2 separate regions of the Homo sapiens genome follow, and region 1 is linked to region 2. The links are chromatin loops, found by intact Hi-C in ENCODE. Cell type or tissue: heart left ventricle. All regions are shown on one strand. Links, peaks and the distances in the headings refer to the core of each region. The heading gives the core; the rest is flanking DNA.

The links. Peaks named below come from ENCODE experiments on the same cell type or tissue, not always from the same donor. Only the 100,000 strongest peaks of a DNase experiment are listed, where the experiment ranks them.
Region 1: a loop joins it to region 2, with 4 times the contacts of the local background. A loop is called at or near these places in 3 of 110 quality-filtered maps.

The regions. Positions count from the first base shown.
Region 1 is chr5:55,516,224-55,518,723 of GRCh38, reverse strand. All of the region lies in intron 1 of PLPP1 (phospholipid phosphatase 1), which reads left to right. Among named protein-coding and RNA genes, the nearest start is that of MIR5687, 8.5 kb to the right of the region's middle. In heart left ventricle, for the core only: no CTCF peak of the experiment used is centred there; no DNase peak of the experiment used is centred there.
Region 2 is chr5:55,687,168-55,697,667 of GRCh38, reverse strand. The region is part of intron 3 of SLC38A9 (solute carrier family 38 member 9); the gene reads left to right. Among named protein-coding and RNA genes, the nearest start is that of SLC38A9, 20 kb to the left of the region's middle. RefSeq lists an enhancer at 1,920-2,450. In heart left ventricle, for the core only: a CTCF peak has its summit at 5,653 (motif pointing right); no DNase peak of the experiment used is centred there; H3K4me3 peaks cover 419 bases; H3K27ac peaks cover 752 bases.

The sequences.
Region 1 (2,500 bases), core at 1-2,500, 170 kb after region 2:
ATAAGGGGCTATTTTGAGCAACTGCAGTGGACTTGTGGGAGATCAATTATAAACTTAGCCTGGCTAAGAATGGGGTGAGTGTTACTGTCAGCATAAAATAGGAAAAAGTTGAAGACTGAAGTATTTAGAAAGTAGTAATATAGGAAAATGATCCCTGACACAAAGTAGTGTAGGCCTCCTGCCTGGCTTTGGTTACATATGTTTCTTCTGGTAAAAGAGGAGGCAAAGATGAGAGTAGGAAAAGGAAAATTAAAAAATGAAAAAAGGCCGGGCGCGGTCTCTCATGCCTGTAACCCCAGCACTTTGGGAGGCTGAGGCCCCAGCTGGGTGTCAATTTTTTTTTTCTTATCAACATTATAATGAAATGAGGTTTTTTCAAGGACCTGCTGTATGAGACTAACCCAGAGTAATTTTTCAAATTACCTGATTTAATGAATCAGAATTTCTAAGAAATAGCTGGATAATCTACATACTTAAGCATCTCAGGTGATTCTTCTCATTAGGGAGATTTGGGAAATTTCTAGATGAGTGCTTCTCTAGAGTTAATGTGCATAGGAATCACCTGGGATCTTGTTTATAATGCAGTCTTAGGGCTGGGTGCGGTGGCCCATGACTGTAATCCCAGCACTCTGGGAGGCCGAGGCAGGCGGATCACGAGATCAGTAGTCTGACCAACATGGTGAAACCCTATCTCTACTAAAACTACAAAATTAGCTGGGTGTGGTGGCTCACGCCTATAATCCCAGCTGCTCAGGAGGCTGAGGCAGGAGAATGACTTGTACTGGGAGGCAGAGGTTGCGGTGAGCTGAGATTGCGCCACTGCACTCCAGCCTGGGCAGCTAGAGTGAAACAATGTCTCAACAACAAAAAAGAAAAAAGTAGATATTGCTGGTAGCTCTGTTTTTGCCTTTCAGGAGCACTTCTGAAGAGAATGAGGCTTTTTTGAGAGGAAGGAGGATTAATCATGAGGACATGCTTTGGAAGGCCAGAGTTTGCTGTCCCGTAAAGAGATTGTGGTAGAGATTTTATTTTCAGTTGGATTAAGTCTAGAATCACATTGATAGTGATTTACATTGCCTGAAGTAGGGAATTTGCTCTTTAGGTTGGTCAATTAATTAGGTCCGTATTCTAGATTTGCTAGAAAAAGGAGCAACTCACTTGAAGAGCTTTGTGGTGGTTGCTCTTATTTCATATCCTCACATGTTTCATGATTAAGGATGAAAATTGGGCCTGGTGTTGTAGCTCACACCTGTATTCCCAGCACTTTGGGAGGCAGGGGTGGGCAGGTCGCTTGAGCCCAGGAGTTCAAGACCAGCCTGGGCAACATGGCAAAACCTTGTTTCTACCCAAAAAAACAAAACAAAACAAAATTAACTGGGCTTGGTGGTGCAGGCCTGTAGTCCCCAGCTAACTTGGGGGTTGAGGTGGATCACCTGAGCCTGGGAAGGTCAAGGCTGCAATGAGCTGTGATTGCACCACTATACTCTAGCCTGGGCGACAGAGTGAGATAGGGTCTTGAAAAAAGTAAAAAAAGAAATATTTGATTTGAAAGATAGCATAATTTGGTTGAATATTTTGTAAATTAAAGTTGTAGTAAAAGCAGAGGAGTTTGAAATTTTGGACTGTCAAATAGAATTGTAGCAGAAGTGTTATAGTTGCTATGAGGCTAGCCATAGACATATTTTAGTGAATTATCTGACTTATAGTGAATTATAGGAGACTTTAGTGAATTATATGAGATAAAGACATATTAATACTTTCTGCAATAAAGAATGTAAATGGATACTATTTGAATGGGCTACCATTATGTTTATGTAAGCTATAATTACCCAAAATAACAGGGAAACAGTGTTGTACCTTTTAAAAGAGCTTAGAATGCTAGGATGATTCTTACCTTGCAATTTCAACTGCAGATTTTGTATTTTATTAAGACACGAAACAAATTTCCATTCATTTTTACTAATATGTAGATATTTTGCAGAATTCTTTTGTGTTCATGGGATACATAAAGTTTGAGTATGGACATTGGAAGCATACAGGTCTGAGTTTGAATCTCAGTTCTGTCACCTGTTGCTTGGGTAACTCACCTGAGTTCACAGCTTTAGTTTATCTGAAAAGGACTGTGTCTTAATCTGTATGTTCTCCTTGGCATGTGGCCCAGTCACCGTTACATAGTGGGCATTTGTTTATTCCACAAATGTCTGTTGCTCATATACTGTGTGCCAAGCACTGTCTTAGGTAATAGAGATACAAGTAATCATACAAATAAATATGAAAAATGAACCAATAAGTATTGTGAAGGAGAAGTATGGGTGCTATGATAGTTTATAATAAGGGGTCTAAAAAAAAGGAGGATGAGGTAGCTTTTAAAAATGATTACTTTGGCTGCAGGGTAGAATGATAGATTAGAGCTAAGAAATAATGGATTTAGGGAGATCAGTTAGGAAGCTGCTGTAACAGTCCAAGTGAGGCAGGCAGTGAGACTAAAGAGGTGGTGGTG
Region 2 (10,500 bases), core at 4,455-6,954:
TTTTTTTTTTTTTCACTAAACTCAACATCTCTGTTGGGGGAGTGGTTGGGGTAACTTTACAAAGTAAGGTACATTGATATAATTCATTTAACAAATATGTATTGATTACCCACTTTGCGCAAGGTAATATGCTAAGTGCTCGAGGTAGAAGAGTAAAAGTAATAGAAAATCTTCATCTTCATTGAGGTAAAATTTCAGCAGATAGTTTAAAATAATTTGAGTTTAAATTTTATTTCATTGTATACCTGTAAAACCCAAAAGAATCCACAAAAAAATTATAAACAGTAAGAGAATTCAATAAAGTAGCTGCTTACAAAACAGGCAAAAATAAATAGACTTCCAATGAGAAAATGTAAGAAAAAATAAAATACATAGAAATGGTCTTGAGTGCTCAATGGCGCCCAGGCTGGAGTGCAGTGGCGTGATCTCGGCTCGCTACAACCTCCACCTCCCAGCCGCCTGCCTTGGCCTCCCAAAGTGCCGAGATTGCAGCCTCTGCCCGGCCGCCACCCCGTCTGGGAAGTGAGGAGCGTCTCTGCCTGGCCGCCCATCGTCTGGGATGTGAGGAGCCCCTCTGCCTGGCTGCCCAGTCTGGAAAGTGAGGAGCGTCTCTGCCCCGCCGCCATCCCATCTGGGAAGTGAGGAGCGCCTCTTCCCGGCCACCATCACATCTAGGAAGTGAGGAGCGTCTCTGCCCCGCTGCCCATCGTCTGGGATGTGGGGAGCGCCTCTGCCCCGCCGCCTCGTCTGGGATGTGAGGAGCGCCTCTGCCCGGCCGCCACCCCGTCTGGGAGGTGAGGAGCGTCTCTGCCCGGCCGCCCCGTCTGAGAAGAGAGGAGACCCTCCGCCCGGCAGCCGCCCCGTATGAGAAGTGAGGAGCCTCTCCACCCGGCAGCCACCCCGTCTGGGAAGTGAGGAGCGTCTCCGCCCGGCAGCCACCCCGTCCGGGAGGGAGGTGGGGGGGTCAGCCCCCCGCCTGGCCAGCCGCCCCGTCCGGGAGGTGAGGGGCGCCTCTGCCCGGCCGCCCCTACTGGGAAGTGAGGAGCCCCTCTGCCCGGCCAGCCGCCCCGTCCGGGAGGGAGGTGAGGGGGTCAGCCCCCCGCCCGGCCAGCCGCCCCGTCTGGGAGGGAGGTGGGGGGGGTCAGCCCCCCGCCCGGCCAGCCGCCCCGTCCAGGAGGTGAGGGGCGCCTCTGCCCGGCCCGCCCCTACTGGGAAGTGAGGAGCCCCTCTGCCTGGCCAGCCGCCCCGTCCGGGAGGGAGGTGGGGGGGTCAGCCCCCCGCCCGGCCAGCCGCCCCGTCCGGGAGGGAGGTGGGGGGGTCAGCCCCCCGCCCGGCCAGCCGCCCAGTCCGGGAGGGAGGTGGGGGGATCAGCCCCCCGCCCGGCCAGCCGCCCGTCCGGGAGGTGAGGGGCGCCTCTGCCCGGCCGTCTCTACTGGGAAGTGAGGAGCCCCTCTGCCCAGCCAGCCGCCCCGTCCGTGAGGGAGGTGGGGGGGTCAGCCCCCCGCCCGGTCAGCCGCCCGGTCCGGGAGGGAGGTGGGGGGGTCAGCCCCCCACCCGGCCAGCCGCCCCGTCCGGGAGGGAGGTGGGGGGGTCAGCCCCCCGCCCGGCCAGCCGCCCCGTCCGGGAGGGAGGTGGGGGGGTCAGCCCCCCGCCCGGCCAGCTGCCCCGTCCGGGAGGTGAGGGGCGCCTCTGCCCAGCCGCCCCTACTGGGAAGTGAGGAGCCCCTCTGCCCGGCCAGCCGCCCCGTCCGGGAGGGAGGTGGGGGGGTTAGCCCCCCGCCCGGCCAGCCGCCCCATCCGGGAGGTGAGGGGCGCCTCTGCCCGGCCGCCCCTACTGGGAAGTGAGGAGCCCCTCTGCCCGGCCACCACCCCGTCTGGGAGGTGTGCCCAACAGCTCATTGAGAACGGGCCAGGATGACAATGGCAGCTTTGTGGAATAGAAAGGGGGGAAAGGTGGGGAAAAGATTGAGAAATCGGATGGTTGCCGTGTCTGTGTAGAAAGAAGTAGACATGGGAGACTTTTCATTTTGTTCTGTACTAAGAAAAATTCTTCTGCCTTGGGATCCTGTTGATCTGTGACCTTACCCCCAACCCTGTGCTCTCTGAAACATGTGCTGTGTCCACTCAGAGTTAAATGGATTAAGGGCGGTGCAAGATGTGCTTTGTTAAACAGATGCTTGAAGGCAGCATGCTCATTAAGAGCCATCACCACTCCCTAATCTCAAGTACCCAGGGACACAACCGCTGCAGAAGGCCGCAGGGTCCTCTGCCTAGGAAAACCAGAGACCTTTGTTCACTTGTTTATCTGCTGACCTTCCCTCCACTATTGTCCTATGACCCTGCCAAATCCCCCTCTGTGAGAAACACCCAAGAATGATCAATAAAAAAAAAAAAAGAAATGGTCTTAACATGAATGTGTAAAATCTATATGAGAGAAACTAAAATGCTTCTGACATAAAATAAGATTTAGAGGATTTCATAAAATCTGAGATGCTACTGATTATAAATTGCATATTAAAAAAATTTAACACTAAGAAAAACTGCTGCCCATAACTCTGATGCAATAACCTCTTAGGACTTAGAGTTTTTGTTTTGTATTTACTGCAAGAGCTCTTGGGCCACGCACGGTGGCTCATGCCTGTAATCCCAACACTTTGGGAGGCTGAGGTGGGTGGATCACTTGAGGCCAAGAGTTCCAGACTAGCTTGGCCAACATGGCAAAACCTGGTCTCTACTAAAAGTACAAAAATTAGCTGGGCGTGGTGGCGCACACCTGTAATCCCAGCTATTTGGGAGACTGAGGCATGATAATCACTTGAACCTGGGAGGCAGAGGTTGCAGTAAGCCAAGATCGTACCACTGCACTCCAGCCTGGTGATAGAGCAAGACTCTGTCAGGAAAGGAAAGGAAAGGAGAGGAGAGGAGAGGAGAAGGGTGGGGAGCGGAGGGGAGGGGAGGGGAGGGGAAGGGAAGGGAAGGGAAAAGGGAAAAGGGAGAACTCTTGGACTTATGTGATATTTTATCCTATATTTCTTGTGCAATTATAAAAATGAAAATAGAAACAAAGTATATTGATTAAGGTATTACTGACACCTCACATTTAGAATATGATTCTTCTGAATTATTTTTTGATGTAGAGTCATCAAAATAGTTGTTTCCCCCACCACACACACACACACAGAATTGTCCTTAGTGCCATTAAGAACCCTGGTGCTGTAACATTTCCTGAAAAGATTTTCTTCCAGGTCACTGACACTTAAGTTTTGATGCTTGCACTTTCCTGATCTTACCAGAAGATGTCACAAAAGGTTTTCTAACAAGAACATGACCCATCTGTCTTCCTCAAATGGTCCTTAAATGGTTTGTCTGACATGACCACGGATGGCAGTTACCTGTCATGCCATCAGGAATAACTACTATCATATTGTCACTTGCTGACAGTGATTTTTTTTTTTTTTTTTGAGACAGGGTCTCACTCTGTAGCCCACACTGGAGTGTGATGGTGCAATCATGGCTTGCTGCAGCCTTGATCTCCTGGGCTGAAGCAGTCCTCCCACTTCAGCCTCCTGAGTAGCTGGGACTACAGGTGCATGCCACTGTGACCAGCTAATTTTTTTTTAAATTTTATTTTGTAGAGAAGGGGTCTTGCTGTGTTACTGGGGCTGGTCTTGAACTCCTGGGCTCAAGCAATTTGTCCATCTTAGCCTCCCAAGTAGCTGGGACTACAGGTGCACACCACTGCACCTGGCTAATTTTTCAAATTTATTTTTTGCAGAGATTGCATCTCACTTTATTGGCCAGGCTGGTCTTGAACTCCAGGGCTCAAGCAATCCTCCCACCTTGCCCTCCCAAAGTGTTGGGATTACAGGTGTGAGTCACCACGCCTGGCTCTGGCAGTGATGAAAAAGTGTTCTAGATTATGAGATTCATCCTTAATTAGAAGTGTTTAAATATGTATATTAGAATCAGTAAAATATGATGTAATAAAAAGAATTAAATGAGGCATATTCTGCTCTCATTGGGAAGACTCTGAAGATGTCATAGTCTTCAAATTTTAATCCATAAATTTAATGTGATTTCCCCCCTAAAATGCCAGCAGCCTATTCCAAAGTTTATATGGATCAGTAATTTCACTTCTAAGCATTAATTCACATTGTCAAAAATTGTATGTGTACAAGGTTGTGTAATGCAGTATTTTTTATAGTAGTAAAGATTAAAAGCAATCAAAATTTCTTACAGGATTGGATAAATAAGTTGTGGCACATTTATACAATGGAATATTTTTTCCTCTTAAAAAGGAGGTGGCTTTATTACATATCAAAATGGAACAAGTCTTCAACTTATTTTGTTAAGTGAAAAATTGAAGTACAGAGCAGTGTGTATAGTATGCCACCATTTGGGTAAAAATAAATAAATATAATATGTATAAATGAAGTTTTGGGTAGTAAATAGGAAACTGTAAGATGGTTGCCCCCTCAGAGGGAAACTGAGTGCTTTAGGCGGGATGGTGTGGCAGATACTGTTAGGTAGACACCCAACAATTAATCAGCAACCCTACCTATTCCTTAATGTCAACAGAATCCTTATTTTTTTGAGTCACAATGGGTCTTCATCCAAGAGATGAAAGATGGTTGGTTTAAGCTAATCTTGATAATCCTATTTTCATTCGCACATACTTAAGTTTTTAGTCTTTCTTAAAACTAGAGGTGGAAATGTGAAATTTATCACATGAGAAATTTATCATTGTCATTTATAGTGGCCATCAGAAAAGATAATGAAATAAGACTTTTGATTCTTACTTATATAATCCAATGTCAGTAAATATAAGCACTAATGAATGCTGACTTGAATGCTCAGGGTTTTCTTGAAAATTCTAAATTCTGTGATAAATAATTGACCACTGTGACAACAGAATGTAAGTCATTAAAGTGCATTCCATTACAGTAAGTTGGCAGGAGTTCAAACAGTTCTCTGTAAATTTGTTTAACTGCGTAGATTAAATGGCAATATATTTTCTATAATGAAACTTGTTGAAATGAGAGGGAATCAGCTATTTACAATCATGGCATAACTACCTAGGTAAGCATGTTTTAAGAAAGGCAAATATAGAGACTTAGCAGTACTAAATGCTAATTTGCTTGTGGAATAATTTGTTTAGGAAAACAAACTATTTAATGAGAAAAAATGTAAGTACCTTCAAACATTGTTATTTCTGTTAAAATATGGATTACTTCACATTACATATATAAATAAAACTCATCTACACTGTGGGAAAATTATCTTCCATTTGAAGAACCAGATTAGGACAACTATTTCCAAAACTGTAGTCATTTTAGAGTTACCTTATGACTTTGGCAATATCTTCAATAGTACCTGTATAATATAAGTGAATGTTTCTTCAAAAATCTATTTACTTTTTAAAATTAGGGTTAATTTAGCCTCAACCCAGCTTTGTAAAACGATGGATTTGAAGTGTTGTTTATGCTTTTTTTCTAATACGCATTGCATTAAATACCAACTAGTTTAAATAGCATTTATTCTTGTGCTACTTACAATCATCTTACATATTACCATACTTTGAGAAACTGTCTTTGGCTGTCAGAGTATGTCAAGTATATATTTAGATTACTTATCCTCAGTTTAGCTTGTGGTTTTCTATCTCTTCCACTAGGTGGCAATAAAAATCACATAATTTTAATAACTGCTTTGGACTGAAAGTATGATGGTTCGCTTATCCTTTTAGTGGAACTGGGGTCTAACTAAACTTAGGTGGAGGAAGGAGCTTGTTGTTATAGGGGAATAATATATGTCAAGTCATTTGGGGGGCTTTTTCAAACTATGCAGGCCTACTTTTTATTCTGCATACCCCTCCCCCACCAGTTTTCCCCCTGATTTGGGGGTGGAATAAGGAATGTGAGTGGAGGGACAGAAAGGTTTAGAAGTCTCCTATCTTGATATATGTGCTACATTCCATTAGCAAGTACCAGTCTAAGAGGTTACTTTCCTGTTTTTCTCAGACTTTCTGGTAGCCAAAGATAGAACCTGATTTTCAGTATTGCTTGATGTTGCTGCATATTCAGGATTGCTGCTATTCTCGGACTATGCCCTGGGGAAGTTGCCCATCCAGCTAGCCTACAAACAGATTGTGAAATAGTTAATTTGTTTTTGAGCTTCTCTTGTTTTTCAGTCTTTCTCTATCTCTGTTTCCTCTTCTTCCATTTTCCCCAGGGCCTAGGGATTTCATATCCTTCTCTGTATGCCCAGTATTACCCAGGGCAGGAATTCACTCAGACTTAACCCCTTAGGCAATTCTTTGTAAACCATATTTTTCTTCTGCCCCTTATTCACCAGTACTTATCTGTCCTATTCCCTCCAGGGCTCTGTTGTCAGCTTGGTATTATAATGGAAAACAATTGGATATGTCAGAGACTTAGTCTATTACATTTCCATGGCTATTTGCATTTTAACATGGAGAATCCGGTAAATATGAAGTCCTAACCAAAAGTTTCAAGATTTTTCTAACTGAGAACATTTCAGGTGCTCTGATAAGCCAAGTGGGGTACAGGCAGCATTCCTACTGCCCTTCAAACAACCTAGGTATGCTGTGGCACTCTTTTTTATAATGTCCTCTAGCGTGCACATCTGTAAATTGGTCTTTCTGTTTTACCTGTCACTAATACTGTCACTATAGAGCAGCCTAAGTTGACTCTTTTTGGTACTTAAGGTCTTAGGAGAGAGGAAGAAGGAAAAATATATAAGGACAAAGAATTTGAGAGAATAAAAGGATTCTGATGGGATTGTAAATAAGGTCGCAGTCTAACAAGTTTATATTTAGATTTAAGACATCTCTAACTCCACATCTCAGATTGTCCTCTTAGCACTTTACAAAAAGTTCCTTTGGGGAATCTAGTACAATGATATTTACTAAGGCAAAGTGAAGAGTTTATCTATTAATAGGTAACAGTAGATAGATCCTGGCCCAGTGACAGTGATTGGAAGTAATTGAGGCTTGATGGTTTCATAGCTGGGATTATACAGATGTTCAACAAAAGACAGAAAAGTAGTTTTCCCAGGAGGGGTGGTTTCCAGAGTTGTATAAATTATATTTTGAGGAACTTGACATCAGTGTTAAACAGATGGACTAGGACCTTGGTCATTAATCAGTGGCTAGTGCGGATGGCCAACTTGCTAATTGTATTACTTTTATACCCTTCTCCATCCTCTTTCCCTTCCATTCTCTCACACTTGGGCCTCCCTCTCTTCTCTCCAACTTTCCACTGTTACTTTTCCTCAAAGGAACTGTCTTTTTGCTAAACACTTGAAGAGTGTTTAGCAAATCCTGGCCTTAGAGTCAGAGATGCCTTAAATCTAAATACAGGCAAGGCACAGTGGCTTACACCTGTAATCCCAGCACTTTGGGAGGCTGAGGGAGGTGTATTGCTTGAGGCCGGGAGTTTGAGACCAGCCTGGGCAACATAGCGAGATATATGCAAAACTTAGCAAATTTCTACAAAAGCAAAAAAAATCTAAATACAAACTTTGTTAGACTGGGATCTTATTTCTAGTCCCATTAGAATCCTTTTATTCTTACAAATTCATTGTCCTTATATATTTTTCTTTCTTCCTCTCTTTTCAAATAGTTTTGTTTGCTTAATTGCCCTTTTGTATCCATAATTGCTTGCCTGAGTGGCTTCTTTCTTTCCTAGATCAATCTGTTCTAATTGATTTTACTATTTGTTTACTTGCCTGGAAGCTAGTTTTGCTTTATCATCTTTTCTTCCTGTCTCATTATTATTATGATGCTTCTCCACTTATTTTGGGGTGTTCCTGATAAACCCATCATAAGCCAAAAATATCCTAAGTTGAAAATGCATTTAATACCCAGATAAAACCATCATAAAGTCAAAAAATCATAAGTTGAACTGCTGTAAGTTGGGGACTGTATTAGAGAAGCCTGAAGAAAGAGGGAGCCTCGTTGGGTTTGACTGGTACTCGTTAGGGCCAAATCAAAAGTGTGGGTTTTTTGGAGGAAATAATATGAAGGGTTGGGCTAGCATTGTTCTCTGTCTGCTCAATATTGTAACACATCCAAGTATATATTTAGTCAAAAGGGTTTTAGTGTAATAGTATAATTATGCTATAAAAGCAGTAAAACCAATTGCAAGTATATAACAAGAGATTTGAAACTTCTTTTAACAAGCAGACTTAAAACCAAATATTATTGAATTGATGGAGGCACATGAAATGCCAGTGTCTTGTTATAGCTCAGTGGCTGACTATAGGCCAATGATAAGGAATTGGTGTGAAAATTACACATTGAGATTATGCATCTTTGGCTTGCCTGATACTTTTTTTAGTCTCATTCTGAAATTGTCCCCGAAGTCTATTACATAGCTTTTCTATGCCTTATTTTAAGTTAGGAGATATGTTTTCTGTAAAATCATATTGGGAATTGTTTTGGTGCTATACTTATAAAAAGCCCTGGTTCATTTGCTAGAACATCATGCTTCCTTATTTTTTCTACTTCAGTAGTTTATAGTTTATCTTGGTATATTATCACTACTTCAACTAAGGTTATTTTTATCTTTGTTTAGTGTATACAGATCTGACCTGATACTTATTCTAACACTAGCTTTTTAAAATAACACTAGTTTTTACTTATGTCTATCAAAACTTCTGCTTTTTTATTTACCTATACTTCATATACAGAATGGCTTCTAGTTTTACTTCTCTTAAATTGTCTTATTAATTTCAAATAGAGGCAAGCATTGGCCTTCTTTATTATGTCTTTGAGTGTAGCTATGCCTGGGAATTTACATGTTAAAATACAATTTCATTATGTTATTTTCATTTCTTTCTCTTTTCTATTATAGTGAGAGTTATTTTTATTTTTTAAAAATTATGTCTCTAGGTAGTTATATATTTTCTATTTTATTAAGGCTAGTAAATGGGGTATTAAAAATAATTGCTTAAAGAGGTCATGCCCTAGGGCCGGGCGCAGTGGCTCACCCCTGTAATCCCAGCACTTTGGGAGGCCGAGGCGGGCGGATCACGAGGTCAGGAGATCGAGACCATCCTGGCTAACACAGTGAAACCCCGTCTCTACTAAAAATACAAAAAAATGAGCCGGGCATGGTGGCGGGCACCTGTAGTCCCAGCTACTCTGGAGACTGAGGCAGGAGAATGGTGTGAACCCGGGAGGCAGAGCTTGCAGTGAGCCGGGATCGGGCCACTGCACTCCAGCCTGGGCAACAGAGTGAGACTGTCTTAAAAAAAAAAAAAAAAAAAGAGATTATGCCCTAATTCATACATTGCTGGTGGGATTGAAACATGGTACAAAGACAAGGATGCCCTCCCTCACTACTCCTATTCAACATAGTATTGGAAGTTCTGGCCAGAGCAATCAGGCAAGAGAAAGAAATAAAGTTCATTCAAATAGGAAGAGAGGAAGTCAAACTATCCCTGTTTGCAGATGACGTGATCCTATATCTAAAAAACTGTATCGTCTCAGTCCAAAAGCTTCTTAAGCTGATAAGCAACTTCAGTGAAGTCTCAGGATACAAAATCAATGTGCAAAAATTGCTAGCATTCCTATACACCAACAACAGTCAAGCCGAGAGCCAAATCTCGAATGAACTCCCATTCACAATTGCTACAAAAAACTAAAATACCGGCCGGGTGCAGTGGCTCACACCTGTAATCCCAACACTTTGGGAGGCCAAGGCGGGCGGATCATGAGGTCAGGAGATTGAGACCATCCTGGCTAACACAGTGAAACACTGTCTCTACTAAAAATACAAAAAATTAGCCGGACATGGTGACACGCACCTATAGTCCCAGCACTCGGGAGGCTGAGGCCAGAGAATCTCTTGAACCCAAGAGGCGGAGGTTGCAGTGAGCTGAGATCACGCCACTGCACTCCAGCCTGGGCGACAGTGAGACTCTGTCTCAAAATAAATAAATACATAAATACATAATAAAAAAATAAAATACTAGGAATACAGCTAATTAGGGAAGTGAAAGATCTCTACAAGGAGAACTACAAACTGCTGCTCAAAGAAATCAGAGATGACACAGACAAATGGAAAAGCATTCATATGCTCATAGATAGGAAGAATCAATATCATTAAAATGGCCATACTGCCCTAAGCAATTTATAGATTCAATGCTATTTCCATTAAACTACCATTGACATTCTTCACAGAACTAGAAAAAACTTTTTTTTTTTTTTTTTTTTTTTTTGAGACGGAGTCTCGTTCTGTCGCCCAGGCGGGAGTGCTGTGGCGCGATCTCCGCTCACTGCAAGCTCCGCCTTCCGGGTTCACGCCATTCTCCTGCCTCAGCCTCCCGAGTAGCTGGGACCACAGGCGCCCGCCACTGCGCCCGGCTAATTTTTTGTATTTTTAGTAGAGACGGGGTTTCACCGTGGTCTCGATCTCCTGACCTCGTGATCCGCCCGCCTCGGCCTCCCAAAGTGCTGGGATTACAGGCGTGAGCCACC